Regions from separate parts of the Homo sapiens genome. Here region 2 is linked to region 1. A link is an interaction called in ENCODE POLR2A ChIA-PET data of the cell type or tissue named here. Cell type or tissue: Panc1. All regions are shown on one strand. Each heading gives the region's core, and the rest is flanking DNA. Links, peaks and the distances in the headings are about the cores only. Region 1 has its middle 36 kb from the start of AEBP2. Region 2 has its middle 180 kb from the start of PLEKHA5.

Evidence for each region. Peaks named below come from ENCODE experiments on the same cell type or tissue, not always from the same donor. Only the 100,000 strongest peaks of a DNase experiment are listed, where the experiment ranks them.
Region 2: POLR2A ChIA-PET joins it to region 1 with 5 read pairs; 2 of 35 experiments call an interaction of 5 or more read pairs at or near these places.

Annotation. Positions count from the first base shown.
Region 1 is chr12:19,398,825-19,407,161 of GRCh38, forward strand. It overlaps a transcript of AEBP2 not described here. Among named protein-coding and RNA genes, the nearest start is that of AEBP2, 36 kb to the right of the region's middle. In Panc1, for the core only: no CTCF peak of the experiment used is centred there; a DNase peak (open chromatin) is centred at 4,379.
Region 2 is chr12:18,941,028-18,949,364 of GRCh38, forward strand. No RefSeq gene overlaps it. Among named protein-coding and RNA genes, the nearest start is that of PLEKHA5, 180 kb to the right of the region's middle. In Panc1, for the core only: no CTCF peak of the experiment used is centred there; no DNase peak of the experiment used is centred there.

The DNA of each region.
Region 1 (8,337 bases), core at 326-8,325:
AATACAGGCAACATTTCTTCCATCATCAACATCCCTACTTCCAATTTGTCATCGCAAAAGTGCTGTTATTCCCAAGGGATTTTAAGGAGGTGATGTAGACAGGACATTTTCAACACTCCTGGGGAAAGTGTGTCTTTATATATTTGTAATGTCAGATCAGTAGTATCATCTTGATATTCAAGGGACTGCCCTATCCTAAAACATAAACTTGAGAAACTTATGTTAAGTGAATAGCATGGAAGTTAATGGTCAAATGCAGTATGTCTCTTACCAAAGGAGACTTGGACACAGAAGAGCCTCACATTTGTAAATGCTTTAAATCCTGATTTCCTTTTAGGTCACAAGTCTGTCTTCCCTTGCCAACTTCATACGTAATGCAATGGCATCAGCTTTTGGTGAAAGCTTGATTGATTCCTTCTTCTTCTTCTTTTTTTTTTTTTGAGACGGAGTTTTGCTCTTGTTGCCCAGGCTGGAGTGCAATGGCGCAATCTTGGCTCATCGCAACCTCTGCCTCCCAGGTTCAAGTGATTCTCCTGCCTCAGCCTCCTGAGTAGCTGGGATTACAGGCATGTGCCACCACACCCAGCTAATTTTTTTGTATTTTTAGTAGAGTCGGCGTTTCACCATGTTGGCCAGGCTGGTCTCAAACTCCTGACCTTGTAATCCGCCTGCCTCGGCCTCCCAAAGTGCTGGGATTATAGGTGTGAGCCACCACACCCGGCCGATTCCTTCTCTTTCAAAAGCAATCAAGAGAATGAAGCAATTAAACTTAATAACACACAGTAGAAAGAAAACAGCTTTGTTTGTGTTTCAGTCCTACCTTAGGAAGATCCTGTAGCTTTGCATTAATTTTAAAGAATTTTATGACAATAGTTATATTGGTTATTCGTATACTCCTAATTGAATCAACCTGTCCCAACAGTTCAAATTTTATGGAGTTAAAGTGTTCTTAAGTAATTAAATAGAAGGTTTCTTAGTAGGATATTTAAGGGCATTTCAAGTGAATAAGGCCAGCATTATAGATCTAAATTATGACTCGGGCTCATCTTACACATAGGCAAACATTAAGGACCTACTAGCCTACTTCTTCCTAAATTATACAGGGCAACAAATTGTTGTGATTCATTTTAATCAGTAGAGATTAATAAACTTCCTGAAATGGTTCTTTATAAGTTTTTAACTAACTCCCTCATTAAGATTTCCTTACTAATCGACCTGTAGATGTAATCAGTGCCTAGTCCTTTATGGCCTTACTAATATGCCAATGCTATGCTTGCTATATGAATATAGAGAAGACTTTTTGTATACTGATTGGAGCCAAACAGATAAAACCTAAGTTTTATTTCCAAATCTAATTTTGTGTGTGTGTGTGTGTGTGTGTGTGTGTGTGTGTTTTGAGACAGAGTCTCACTCTGTTGCCCAGGCTGGAGTGCAGTGGCGCAATCTTGGCTCACGGCAACCTCCGCCTCCCGAGTTCAATTGATTCTCCTGCCTCAGCCTCCCAAGTAGCTGGGATTACAGGCACCTACCACCACACCCAACTAACTTTTTTTTGGATTTTTAGTAGAGATGGGGTTTCACCATGTAGGCCAGGCTGGTCTCAAACACCTGCCCTCAGGTGATCCACTCACCTCGGCTGCCCAAAGTGCTGGGATTTCAGGCGTGAGCCACCGCGCCTGGCCTATTTTTTTTTTTTCTTTTTTGAGATGGAGTCTCGCTCTGTTGCCCAGAGTGCAGTGGCGCAATCTTGGCTCACTGCAACCTCTGCCTCCCGGGTTCAAGCATATCTTCTGCCTCAGCTTCCCGAGTAGCTGGGATTACAGGTGCGCACCACCCCACTGGCCAATTTTTAAATTTTTGGTAGAGACAGGGTTTCACCATGTTAGTCAGGCTGGTCTTGAACTCCTGACCTCGTGATCCGCTCTCCTTGGCCTCCCAAAGTGCTGGAATTACAGGCTTGAGCCACTGCGCCTGGCCTTCAACTATTTCTTTTAATTATTTTTGAATTTATTTTTTATTTGACTGACTTTTATTTATTTATTATTTATTTATTTATTTGAGACAGGGCCTCTGTCTCAAAATGGCATGATCTCAGCTCACCTCAACCTCTGCCTCCCAGTCTCAAACAATCCTCCTGTCTTAGCCTCCTGAGTAGCTGGGACTACAAGTGTGCATCCCCATGCCTCGTTACGTTTTGTGTTTTTTGTAGAGTCAGGGTTTCTCCATGTTGCCCAGGCATGTCTCAACTACTGGGATCAAGTGTCTGCCTGCCTCTGCCTCCTGAAGTGCCGAGATTACACTGAGATGACATGCCTGAGCCACTGCGTCCAACTGTGTTTTTGGTTTTGTTTTGTTTTGTTTTGTTTTGTTTTGTTTGAGACAGAGTCTTGCTTTGTCACCCAGGCTGGAGTGCAATGGCAATGGCACGATCTCAGCTCACTGCAAACTCCACCTCCCAGGTTCAAACGATTTTCCTGCCTCAGTCTCCCAAGTAGCTGGGACTACAGGAGACTGCCACCATGCCAGGCTAATTTTTTTTATTTTGGTTTGTTTGTTTTTTTGAGACAGAGTCTCGCTGTTACCCAGGCTGGAGTACAGTGGCACGATCTTGGCTCACTGCAACCTCCGCTTCCCGGGTTCAAGCGATTCTCCTGCCTCAGCCTTCCAAGTAGCTGGGACTACAGGAGGGTGCCACCAAGCCCAGTTAATTTTTGTATTTTTAGTAGAGATGAGGTTTCACTATATTAGCCAGGCTGGTCTCAAACTCCCGACCTCAGGTGATCTCCCGCCTCGGCCTCCCAAAGTGCTAGGATTACAGACATGAGCCACCATGCCCGGCCTGTTGTTGTGTTTTTGTTTGTTTGTTTGTTTTTCTATTTTCAAGATGAGGTCTTGCCATGTTGCCAAGACTCATCTCAAATTACTGGGGTCAAGTGATCCACCTGCCTCAGCCTCCTAAAGTGTTGGGATTACAAGTATGAACAACTGTGCCCAGCCAAGTTTTTAAATTTTATTTTTATTTCCCCCTTGAGGATGTCACTTTAATACTTACAGTTTACTGTCAGCTACCTTTGGCTCCGGGTGCTTTCAGTGATGCAGATTCTGTATGTGCTCCTTGGTTAAAGAGAATCTTTGTGCAATGGCTTCCTCAGATGCTGGTTGTAGTAGCAAGGTACAGGCTGTGTACATTGTTTCACTGTCTCTTGTGGGGCTGGAATAGCAGAGGTCTCACGAAGCTTACCTCATTCCCCAATGTGCACACTTAAAGAAGTTTTTCCCCCAGTATTTTATTCACTGGGTTGAACAGTTCAGGCTTCAAGCCAGTAGGAGTTACCCATGGGTAGAAACTGGCTGCAGCTAAAGCAGGTGGGTAAATGCAATACCCCAATGATTGGCAGAGGCCCCACTCTTGACAGAGGCAGCTGAGGAGGCTCTCAGCGAAACGCACTGTCTTTTCAGGGGGAAGAGAGGGAGCCACCTCAGCTCCCTTGCCAGGTCAGCAGGAAGCGGATCTACCTCCTAGTTACACTTCTGACCCAGCATTCCGACTGTTCTGGTGAGACAAGCACCTCTGTTCATCTGCAGGAATGCTGTTGTTCCACATAGAGAGGGACTGCGACTCTCCCTCTCATGCAAGCCTGAACCTGGATGGCACTCCTCCTGTGGGGTTGCAGTCACCCTATAGTGTTCCAGAAAGGTTGTCTACGAATGCACCTATGCCAAGTTCTCATGGGGGAAGGTCCAGCTATGTCTGCAGTGGTGGGAAAGGGAGAGGAGAAGTTCTCTTCTCCAAGACCCTTCATGAGTGCCAGGGATGCTTGACTATTGGGGTAGGGCCACAGACTTTCCTCACTGAGCCTACCACTGAACCTGTGGCTTTGCTGAAAGAAACTTCCCACAAGTGGAAATACTAGGAACTCAAGTCCTGCAGCCTGGTTTCTTTTGTCCCAGAGGGTGCTCCCTTAAGGTAGTACACTTCCCTTTCCCCTAGGAGTAGCAGTCCCTGAGGGCCAGACTACTGTGAATACTGCTCCTCTGGGTCTAGCTGCTCAGTGGGGCTGTCACACTCCAGATTGGTGCTGGGGAATGTCTGCAAGGGATCCAGAGATGTGACCTGTCCTCAAGTCTCCCAGCAGCAGGTACCAGCACCAGCTCTGATGGGGTCAGGAGGAGAGTGACACAGACTCTGAGATTTCCTTGGTTACAAATGGCTTAGTGTGTTGGCCTCCTCAAATGCCAGCTGTCGTAGTAATGTACTGGGCATGTGGACAGACTCAAGACCTCCTAGTTAGCCAAGGTGATGCAGGCAGTGGCAATAGCTGAGGTCACTCAAGTTTTCTCCTTCCTGAACACTGCGTTATTGTGTCTGCAAATGTACTGGGCTGCACTGGTTGGCCTCCAGCCAGGAATTGGTGCTTGCAAAAAGCGCCAGCTGTGGTGGTAGCAATGGAATTTGTGCTTGCCTTATGTCACCCAGGAGAAGTACTCTGGCCTCTCAGACCATGGGTAGGGCCATGGAGCTCCACTCCTAAATGTCCCAGTCCCTTGTGTTACACTATCTGTGCGGGTGGATTGGCAAAACCAGGTGGGGGCTGGGTCAGGCAAGTCCACCCTCCGGCTCCCCAGATGTAGGCACAAGCAGTGGCCTTAGTGGGGATCAGAGGGAAGTTTCCTGGCTGCTGGAGTAATGTTCCAGGGAAAAGCACAGCTGCCTCTGCTGCACGAAAGAATCTGCATGGGGAACCGAGGGTAGCAGGCGGCAGTAAGCCCCAAACAGCTCCCACCCGCAGTGTTCCACTAGCAACAGTTAGGTAGGTTCCAGGCAGCCTGCACTCAGAACTCAAAAATGCTCCAGGCCGGCGGGGCGCGGTGGCTCACGCCTGTAATCCCAGCACTTTGGGAGGCCAAGGCAGGCGGTTCACGGGTCAGGAGATCGAGACTATCCTGGCTAACACGGTGAAACCCCGTCTCTACTAAAAATACTAAAAATTAGCCAGGCGTGGTGGCTGGCGCTGTAGTCCCAGCTACTTGGAGGCTGAGGCAGGAGAATGGCGTGAACCCGGGAGGCGGAGGTTGAAATGAGCCAAGATCACGGTACTGCACTCCAGCCTGGGCGACAGAAGGAGACTCCGTTTCAAAAAAAAAGCTCCAGGCCATAAGCCTTCCTAGAGAGATAGCAACCCTGGCTTTCAGGCCACGCCCCTCCCAGCGTCCACCTGTAAAGCAAGGGCAACCAGCTCCTTCGCCGCACTTCCCGCTCGACCCTCGGTTCTGGACAACGGAGATCGTCCCCAGTCAAGGTGATTATATCGCAGATCTCACTTGGGAGCTTCTCTTAACCTGTGACCATCGCCTGAGTTAGCTGGCCGACTTCCCAGCGGTCCTTTGTGAGGTAGGATCAGGAATGGCTTCCCTCTGTCCCTGCGTGAGTCTGGGAGTGCGTGCAGAGCACTTCCCAGAGCCACTCTTTCTCACACATTCCCCATCACTCACTAAATCAGCAACAGCTGGGTAGGGTTAAGGCCTTCCCCTGTGGCCTGGGTTGCCCAGCTCTTTTAGGGCGTGTGTGGCATGGCGGCCATCGCGCTTCCTCTCAGGCTCTGAAAACTCAACAGTTTTCTACTTCACAGTGTAGGGTGCTACCCACTGCTTCTTTCAAAGGGTCTGTGGTTTTCTGTTAAGTTCCTGTGTTGCTTCTCGGAAAAATGTTCACAGTGTGAATCTCTACACACTATTCTGTCTTTCCAAGTGGGAGAGGCACGCTAACACCGGCTCCTATCCGCCATATTGGAAAAACAAGGTTTCAAAGATTTTCTGATTTACAACTGGTTAAGGAAGGGAAGCATTTATAAAGACTGGGTTCCGCAGAAAAGAACGTTGGGTCTGGCTCGTGGGTGTGGCTTTCTCCAGGCTCCTCAGGAAGAAATTTAGAACAAAGAATGCGGGAGAGTTGAGTTCTCAGTTCTCCCTTATCTGAGGTCTATGTGGCAGTGGATCCATTTGTTAGGGATCCATGTTTATGAAACGCAGGGCCATATGTTACGATATTATTTTTAGTTTCTATAGGGAACCAAACATCTCGTGATTCCAACTTCCTTGGCTACTCTTTTTTTTTTTTTTTTTTTTTTCAGACAAGGTCTCACTGTGTTGCCCAGGCTGGAGTGCAGTGGCGAGATCTGGACTCACTGCAACCTCTGCCTCCAGGGTTCAAGTGATTCTCCTGCCTCAAGCCTCCTGAGTAGCTGGGACTACAGGCATGCCCCACCACGCCCAGCTAATTTTTTGCCTTTTTAGTAGAGATGGGGTTTCACCATGTTGCCAAGGCTGTTCTGGAACTCAAGTGATCTGTCCGACTCGTCCTCCCAAAGTGCTGGGGTTACAGGCGTGAGCCACCTCGCCCAGTTGGCTATCGTTTTAGGCTACTATTACCTTCTTGCTTATCAAATTGCTTATTTACTTCTCAGCACTAGCTAGGTATCTGGAATTGTTATTTTTATTTTATTTACTTATTTTTTTTTTTGAGACGGAGTCTCGCTCTGTCGCCAGGCTGGAGTGCAGTGGCGCGATCTCGGCTCACTGCAACCTCTGACTCCGATTTCAAGCAATTCTCCTGCCTCAGCCTCCTGAGTAGCTGGGACTGACAGGCATGTACCACCATACCCAGCTAATTTTTGTATTTTTAGTACAGACAGGGTTTCACCATGTTGGTCAGGATGGTCTCCATCTCTTGACCTCGTGATCCGCCCACCTCACCCTCCCAAAGTCCTGGGATTACAGGCGTGATCCACTGCGCCCGGCTGGATTTGTTCTTAAAGAAATTCAAGATTTTCCTCTATTTTCATGCTTGTGGCAGGATGGTAGAGAGGTGGGAGGACTGGCAGGCCCCTAACAGGGGTTCCTGCTTCGTCTCACACCCCCATTATGAACATCCCTCACCAGAGGATACATTTATTAAAATCAATGAACCTATAAACCTACATTGATACTTTATCTTTTTTTTTGAGATGGAGTCTGTGTCCCCAGGCTGGAGTACAGTGGGCCATCTCAGCTCACTGCAACCTCCACCTCCCGAGTTCAAGTGATTCTCCTGTGTCAGCCTCCGGAGTAGCTGGGACTACAGATGTGCACCACCATGCCTGGCCAGTTTTTTTTTTTTTTTTCTTTTTTGAGACGGAGTCTCACTCCAGGCTGGAGTGCAGTGGTGCAATCTTGGCTCACTGCAACCTCTGCCTCCCGAGTCAAAGGACTCTCCTGCTTTAGCCTCCCAAGTAGCTGGGATTACAGGAGCCTGCCACCACGCCTGGCTAATTTTTGCATTTTTAGTAGAGATGGGGTTTCACCATATTGGCCAGGCTAGTCTCGAACTTCTGACCTCAAGTGATCCACTGCCTAGGGCTCCCAAAGTGCTGGGATTATAGGCATGAGCCACCACACCCAGCCTACATTGATACATCATTATCACCCAAAGTCCATAGTTTACATTAGGGCTCACTCTTGGCATCATACATTCTGTGGGTTTACAAAAATGTATAATGACATGCATCATGATTATATTATCATACAAAATAGTTTAACTGCACTAACAATCTTCAGATAAATAGACGCACACTTTGGGAGGCCCAGGTGGGTGGATTACCTGAGGTCAGGAGTTCGAGATCAGCCTGACCAATATGATGAAACCCCGTCTCTACTAAAAATACAGAAAATAGCCGAACGTGGTGGCATGCACCTGTAATCCCAGCTTACTCTGGAGGCTGAGACAGGAGAATTCGCTTGAACCCAGGAGGCGGAGGTTGCAGTGAGCTGAGATTGCGCCATTGCACTCCAGCCTGGGCAGCAAGAGCGAAACTCTGTCTCAAAAAAAAAAAAAAATTTTACTGAGGTCTATTTTATCAATTATTTCTCTCACGGATCTTGCCTTTGGTGTTCTATCTAAAAAGTGATCACCAAATTCAAGATCATCTGGATTTTCTCCTATGTTATCTTCTGTGAGCTTTATAGTTTTGCGTTTTACATTTAGGTCTGTGATCCATTTTGAACTAATTTTTGTGAAGGATGTAAGGTCTGTCTAGTTTCATATTTTGCATGTGGATGTCCAGTTGTTCAACAACATTTGTTGAAAAGACTATCTTTTCTCTATTGTATTACCTTTGCTCCTCTGTCAAAGAAATTTTTTACGTTTAAAAAAATGTAAAGATTGGGCATGGTGTCTCACACTTGTAATCTCGGCTACTCAGGAGGCTGAGACAGGAAGATTACTCAAGCCCAATAATTTGAGAACATTATGAACAACATAGCGAAACCCCATCTCTAACAACAAAAAAGAATTAGCCTGGC
Region 2 (8,337 bases), core at 298-8,297, 460 kb before region 1:
ATGTTGGCCAAACATACTTGAAAACAAGCCACTGTTGACTGAGGAAAGGAGAGGAAACAACAGATCCAGGGGCTGTAGATAATGTAATTGCAGCTATAGAATACAGAATGACTACCTACAAAACAATGAAAATAAATGATAAAATCAGATCACCCATCAAAAAGAAATTATTTAAAATGAAAGTTATATTTGAAATAAAACTCATACAAAGGAAACATCAAATGTTGAAATTAAAATCTCAATCAATGGGCTAAACTGAAAATAAAGCACAGTTGAAGAGAAGATTGATGAAACAGTACACACAGGCGCACACACAAGTGACCCAGAATAGAGCAGAGAGGACAGAGAGATGCAAAATATGGAGCTGTTAAGACGTATGGGAACTCGAATAATGAGGGCCAAGATGATTCTAATTAAAATTCCGGGAGAAAGAGATAGAAAACAAATAACAATACTGTGCCTGATCTAGAAAATAATCTAGTGAAATTAATTATAGGAATAAAATCCTTTGAGGCCGGGCACGGTGGCTCACGCCTATAATCCCAGCACTTGGGAGGCCAAGGCAGATGGATCACCTGAGGTCAGGAGTTTGAGACCGTCTGGCCAAAATGGTGATACCCCGTCTCTACTAAAAACACAAAAATTAGCCAGACATGGTGGCGCACGGCTGTAATCTCAGCTACTTGAGAGGCTAAGGCAGGAGAATCGCATGAATCCAGGAGGCAGAGGTTGCAGTGAGCTTAGATCATGCCACTGCACTCCAGCCTGGGCGACAGAGCGAGGTTCCTTCCATCTCAAAATAAAATAAAATAAAATAAAATAACTTAAAAATTAAATTAAAAAAATAAAAGCCTTTGAAATTTTGTCAATTAAGATACATAGTCACATGCTTTAAAGCTTTAAACATGCAATACTTCAGCTGAGGAGCATTTTACATTTTTTCAGAGATCATTCTCTGTGACTTGCAAAGTCCTAAAAATTACCTAATGGAGGCCGGGCACAGTGGCTCACGCCTGTAATCCCAGCACTTTGGGAGGCCAAGGCGGGCGGATCACATGGTGAAACTCAATGTCTACTAAAAATACAAAAATTAGCCAGGCGTGGTAGCATATGCCTGTAATCCCAGCTAGCTGGGAGGTTGAGGTAGGAAACGCTTGAACCTGGTAAACGGAGGTTGCAGTGAGCCGGGATTGCGCCACTGCACTCCAGCCTAGGGGACAGAGGGAGACTCCGTCTTAAAAAAGAAAGAAAGAAAGAAAGAAAATTACTTAATAGAATTCTAATATTTTTAGATTAAATAGGATTGGCAATCCCAAGAGTTGTTTTGGGTTTTCCTCCAAAATTTACTGTACAGATAGGTGATGGATTTAAAGGTCTCATAGTCAAAACCTTCAATGGGCACCTATCAATAGGTGGAGAAGAAGGAAGGGTGGTTATAGATAGAAAAGACAAAGGGAAGTGTAAATGCCATCAAAGCCGCTTTAGCATTTTATGCAGCAGTTCCAGAAAGAAATCTGGTGAAACTTTGTCTTCTACTAAAATTTTAAATGGCCTTGGAGCATTTAACAAATCTTTAAATTAAAATCTAACAACAGAAAAATTCTGCATATTTTTGTAGATTTAAAACAGCCCACATTTTTGTTACTCTTCACTAATCCTGTGAATGTACAGATCATATATTAGATTTATATTTAATATGCACAGGTATCATGTTTCATAACTCATCTCAATTAATCTTCCCCACCACCCAGTGATGTAGATGCTATTACTTCCCAGTTATTTTTAAAAATGAGGCTAAAGCTGAATGAGGTTAAGTATCTTTCCCGAAATTGCAAAGTTAGCAAAAAGAACATTTGTTAACATTTTAGGTTGTGTGATTTTTTTTTTAATGGTTATTGTGAAAATACTGTTCTTACGTGAACATTCAAAGCCAATCATTAGATGAAGTCACTTGGTGAAATCAGATGAAGATTTCTAGTTTCTAGATAACTTCCTCCCCATAAAGCTTTTCCTGAAGCTCCTGAAGTATTCAAATTAGCTTCCCTGCATTTTGCCACCTACGTGTTCCTCAAATCTCACTCTGATGAGGCTGTAATGAAATGAAAGAATGGAAAAGTGAGGCAGAAGCCAGGAGGAAGGGCAGCTCTGGGATTCTCTCAAAATAACAGTCATCAATAACCGAACTGCCTCTCATTAGCAGATAGGATATCAATCCTTATTGACTTTGCCTTTGTAGAAAATTCTGACGTGAGATTAGGGCTCTATTGATGTGGAAGCAAATAAAATATGACTCTAAGACTCTCGGGCCAGTGACAGATACCTTGCATGTGGTCCGGCATGCATCAGGCAATAGATTGCTATCTGAAATTGGGCAATAAATTGTTTCAAAAGAGATGAGTTTACTTTGAATTGTCAGGCACCTCACTAGCCAAAATAGCTGGTTTCAATAAGTGGAATTTGATGCAGGATCATCTCCATTCATTTTCATCTATGTTTCAAAGGTTACAGTCCCACTAAATAATATATCTCACAGCAAACACCAATGTTAATGTGATCGTTTCCTTCTGGGGTGACCTGATCCAAGTACCAGACAAAAAAACACCCATTGGGCACTAAAAGTAAATCCAGCATGAGGCAGAGTTCTTCCCTTTCATCTTCCACATTGGAATATTATTACAATTTTAATGATCTGCCTAGAATTTTTCATACACTCAGCTTCTTTTGAAGGAAGGACAGGAAACCTATTGAAACACACCAATCTCCTTGAAATGTCTATAGCTACAGAGCAGTGGGAATATATGCTTTGCTGTAAAGAAAGGAGAAAGAGTAAAGCAATCATAAATGTATCACTTTGATCTGTTATAGTATACTGCTTTTCCTTCAGAGAGAACAGGTATTTGTGTTCTAATATTATATTTTCAGTCACTACATTATTCTTTTAAGGTATTGAGAGTATCAAGAATTCCCCCCCAAAAAATTTCTGAGTATTATTTAATCTTTAGAACTTCGTGTGCAATCCAAAGCAATCATCTGATTTCCTTATAACTGGCCAAGCTGCTGTCACTTCTTCCTAAAGGGAAATTAAACGATTTTTTTAATGATTGAAACATCATTTACAAAGTTTGGAAGTCTTACTTATTTAAAATACAGGTTTTGGCAAAAAGCAGTTGGAAGTGCTAGGAGTTAAGGCAGGGATAATAGAGAAGGAACTAACCTTTGAGCAGTTACTATATACAAGGTGTCATGTTGGGTGCCTTCAAATGTTATCACATTGGAACTTCCCAGTAAGCCCTAACTCTCAGCTGTGTGGAAAGAAAATGTCCCAAACATCAACATCAAATAAGATTACTTGTCTGACAATCCATCAATTACCAAATTCATGTCACATTTTACTTTGCTCAACATTGGGATTATGATTTTTTTTAAGAGTCACTTTTCCCAGAGCTTCTTATTGTCCTCTTTCCAGTGATTAGTAAAACAAATCATTATCTTATCAATAAGATCACACAATTTTTTTTTTTTTACTTTTTTATGTTATTTTACTTTAAATTCTGGGATACATGAGCTGAACATGAAGGTTTGTTACATAGGTATACATGTGCCATGGTGATTTGCCGCACCCATCAACCCGTCATCTAGGTTTTAAGCCCCACATGCATTAGATATTTATCCTAATTCTCTCCCTCCCCTTGTCCCCCATGCCCTAATAGGCCCCAGTGTGTGATATTCCCCTCCCTGTGTCCATGTGTTCTCATTGTTCAGCTCCCACTTATGAGTGAGAACATGTGGTGTTTGGTTTTCTGTTCCTGTGTTAGTTTGCTGAAAATGATGGTTTCCAGCTTTATCCATGTCCCTGCAAAGGACATGAACTCATTCTTTTTTATGGCTACATAGTATTCCATGGTGTATATGTGCCACATTTTCTTTATCCAATCTATCACTGGTAGGCACTTGGCTTGGTTCCAAGTCTTTATTATTGTAAATAGTGCTGCAGTAAACATACGTGTGCATGTGTCTTTATAGTAGAATGATTTATAATCCTTTGGGTATATACCCAGTAATGGGATTGCTGGGTCAAATGGTATTTCTGGTTCTAGCTCCTTGAGGAATCACTACACTGTCTTCCACAATGGTTGAACTAATTTACACTCTAACCAACAGTGTAAAAGCATTCCTGTTTCTCCACATCCTCTCCAGCATCTGTTGTTTCCTGACTTTTTAATGATCGCCATTCTAACTGGCGTGAGATGGTATCTCATTGAAGATCACACAATTTCTTCACAACAATTTTTTTTTTTTTTTGAGATGGAGCCTCACTGTGTCACCCAGGTTGGAGTACCGTAGTGTGATCTGGGGTCACTGTGGCCTCCACCTTCTGAGCTCAAACTATTCTCATGCCTCAGCCTCCTGAGTAGCGGGGATTACAGGATCCTGCCACCACACCTGGCTAATTTTTTTTTTTTCTGTATTTTCAGTAGAGACTGGGCTTCACCATTTTGGCCAGGCTGGTCTCAAACTCCTAACCTCAAATGATCCACCCACCTCGGCCTCCCAAAGTGCTGGGATTACAGGCACGAGCCACTTCGCCTGGCCCTGACAATGAAATTCTGTAATACAATTTACTTTTTTTTTTAAAGACATTCTTTCTGGAATGTTGGGCTTCATGCTATAATTTGGATCATCCTAGGACTTTATCATATTACTAGACAAGTTTTAATATTTCTTGGATTCCATACCCTTCTTTTCTCATAGATTTATTTTTATTTCTTTAGATATATTCTCAAATAAATTTTTCATAAAGGATAAATGGGAGACAATTTTTTGTTTCTAGAAATGTTTTCTTGGACTGGAATAGAATTTTAGGATCAAATATTTCCCTTTATAACTTAAAGTAATTAAACTATTATTTTTTGTATCAAGTGATGTTGATTGGAAGTCTAAAACCAATATTATTTATTTTCCTTTATAGGTAAGAAGTTTTTCCTTTGAATAACTTTTTCTTCTTTGTATTCATCATCTTCTGAAATTCATCAGTGATATAGTTGGTGTAAGATGTTAAAAAATGTTATTCAACATGGCACTTCATAGTCCCTTTCAATCTTATCATTTATATATTTTGTCCATTCTGAGAAAAAATATTATTTTATCTTTTAGTCTCCTTTTTTCTCAATTTGCCCTTTTCGGTACTCCTTTTAAGATGTGTGCAGAAGCTCGTGGGTGGAGTCTCCATTTGTCTTAATTCATCTTTATTTCATCAATCTTATCTGTACTTACCAGGAACTTCTGCTTGTTCTCCGATAGCTCCCTTTCCATGGTGTCCTATTCTTAGTTTCGGTGCCTTCTTCACTTTTTTGGGAAAGTAAGCAGATTAAAGTGGATTGAGAAGGATGCCGATAGAAAGAAGATTGAGGCTATCAATTTGGATCTTTTATTTTTGCAGTTTTTCTGTGAACAATGGTAGAAAAATAAAATGGTAGCTAGAATTTGTAACCAAGTTAATGTGTTTTGTTTTGATTTTTTCACCCATAACAGGAAAGATTTGTGCATTTTTGAAAGCCAGTAGAAGGAATTAAGAGTCCTTAGAGTACGTGGATTCTGTCCCTCACCACACACACGTATACCCAGGGCTAGTATTTGGCCATTGCACAGGAGTACAGTCGAAACAATGATAAAATATCAAGTTACTTCCTTAATCATTGGAAAAGGCCATTGTCATAACTCCGCTGAGGGCTACACAACATGCCGGCTTCCCCGAAGCTGCCCCAGCATCTTCCCTGAGAACATCATAACGTTTCCTCAATTTAGAAGCTAAACGGTTATTCCTGGAACATCAGAGGGACTCCAGGGCTCTGTTCTCATGCTAAAGGAGGACTCCTTTTTGACGATTGAGTACCTATGCACATCAACTTCCCAAATTTCCACCTCCTGCACATAGATTCCCTTCAAGAACCATAGAAGTCTGGCTCAAGGAGTTTGGGATTGGCCCCACCAGGAGGCCACGCTCACACTGACCAGCATGCTGACCTGCCACCCACACCCATCATGGCTTTTACATGCTGCTTCCATCCTACATATGCCCAGCCAGAGCAGGCCTGTCCCCACTATGTGGGGAAGGGAGGCATCCCAAGTAGCAATCCTGGTAGCCTTCAAGGAAATGCCAAGTGCTTACTTGGCCCTCCCAAAGATATGACCAACTCCCACCAGCCAGGTATCACCCTTGGAAGATTGCAGTGGGACCCATATCTCTGTAGGACTTTCACTCTGAGAGCTCAGAGGAAATGAGGGAAGAGCAAATATACGGGTAATGTAGCTGCTGTACAAAGTGGCTGGGTGCTTGAGCTCTGGTGGCCTGGCTTCCAGAAGAAAAAATGGAAGGGGCCTGAGGGCAATCTGGGGTTTTAAAAAAAATAGCTGAGATGTATGTGGGCCCCTCTGTCCACCATCTCCATTGAATTTCACCTCCAGTTAGTGGTATGAGTTCATTGAAATTGATCAAATGCCCACTAGTCACAAGGTTTGAAGGATTTTTTTTTTTCAGTACAAATGACAGCATGTCTGAAGCACATAACAAAAATTTGAAAAGAAAAAGGCCAGATATACACATACTATATTTCAGTAACATAAAATTCTAAAACAGAAATAAATTATGGTGAGAAATTATATGGAAATGAGTGGCAAAACTATAAAGAAATACAAGTAAGAGATTATTACAAAGTCCAGAGAGTGGTTGCCTCTATGTGGGGAGAGGTATCAAGTGGTTTCTAATCATGTTCTATTTTTTGACCTAGGTAGTGGTTTCCTGGATATTTACTACATAATAGTTATTAAATTATACCCATATGTTTATGCATTTTTGTATGTACAATACATTAAACAATTTTTAAAAAGAAAAAATCAATGGTATTGGTTAGAAAAGTATTTTTGGTATAGAATAATATATAAAACATCTTGAGGTTTCCACCTTCTATCTATTGAAGAACAGCCATTGAAAGAAACAACCATGGCAGTGAGCTGCCCTGTGGCTGTGTGCTATCCATGGCACAGATACAATAGACATAACCTCAAGCATATAGATAACACTAGAATGTAGTAAAACCATTAAGAAGTGATAAGCCTTGAGTATTTATTACCTGTTTTTTTAAAATAAGTTGTTTAATTACAAGTTCATATAATTTAATGTTTAATTATGTCAATGTTTTACAACCAGTTCACAAAACTCCTGAAAAGTGAACAAGTGACTGGTAAGCCAGTGCAAGCCAGCTTCAGCACCCTCTAGCTATGGCCCTCAACGAGGGCCTTAATTAGGGTGAGACGAATATAAGCAAACCACAATCTGGTCTGGAACACCAAGTACATATGGGGCACAAGTGACTTATGCATTTAGCAATTGCATAGCACTTAAAAAGATACCAGATGCTGGTCTAAGCACTATACAAATGTTCACTCCAATGTACATGGCTTTGCCTGAACCAGATGCATGCAATGGAACTAACTACTCAAGGTCATTAAAGGTGGATGGTGTCTCAAGTTTAACAAGAAATGGGTCAGCCAGGCACAGTAGCTCATGTCTGTAATTCAATGCTCTGGGAGGCCGAGATGGGAGGATCACCTGAGGCCAGCCTGGGGAACAGAGTAAAACCTTGTCTTTATATTAAAAAAAAAAAGAAAAAAGAAAAAAAAGTGGATGAAGACTTACATCCCAACACTTATACTGTGCTGGTAGGAATGCAAATTAGTACAACTTCTATGAGAGTCCTTAATGAACTAAAAGTAGAACTACCATTTGATCCAGCAATCCCACTACTGGGTCTAACCAAAGGAAAAAAAACATTATGTGAAAAAGACACATGCACACTTATGTTTAGAGCAGCACAATTTCCAATTGCAAAGAAATGGAACCAACCTAAATGCCCATCAATCAATGAGTGAATAAAGAAATTGTGGTGTATACACAACATGGAATACTACTCGGCCATAAAAAAGAATGAAATAGTGTCTTTTCCAGCAACTTGGATGGAGCTGGAGGCCATTATTCTAAGTGAAGTAACTCAGGAATGGAAAACCAAATACCATATGTTCTCACTCATAAGTGGGAGCTAAGCTATGAGAACACAAAGATATATAGAGTGGTATAATGGACATTGGAGACTCAGAAGGGAGACGTTGAGAGAGGGCTAAGGGATAAAAAACTGCAAATTAGGTACAATGTACACTACTTGGGTGACAGGTGCACCAAAATCTCAGAATTCACTACTATAGCATTCATCCAGATAACCAAAACCCACTTGTGCCCCAAAAGCTATTGAAATAAAAAAATAAAAGTCTTACATCCTGGCC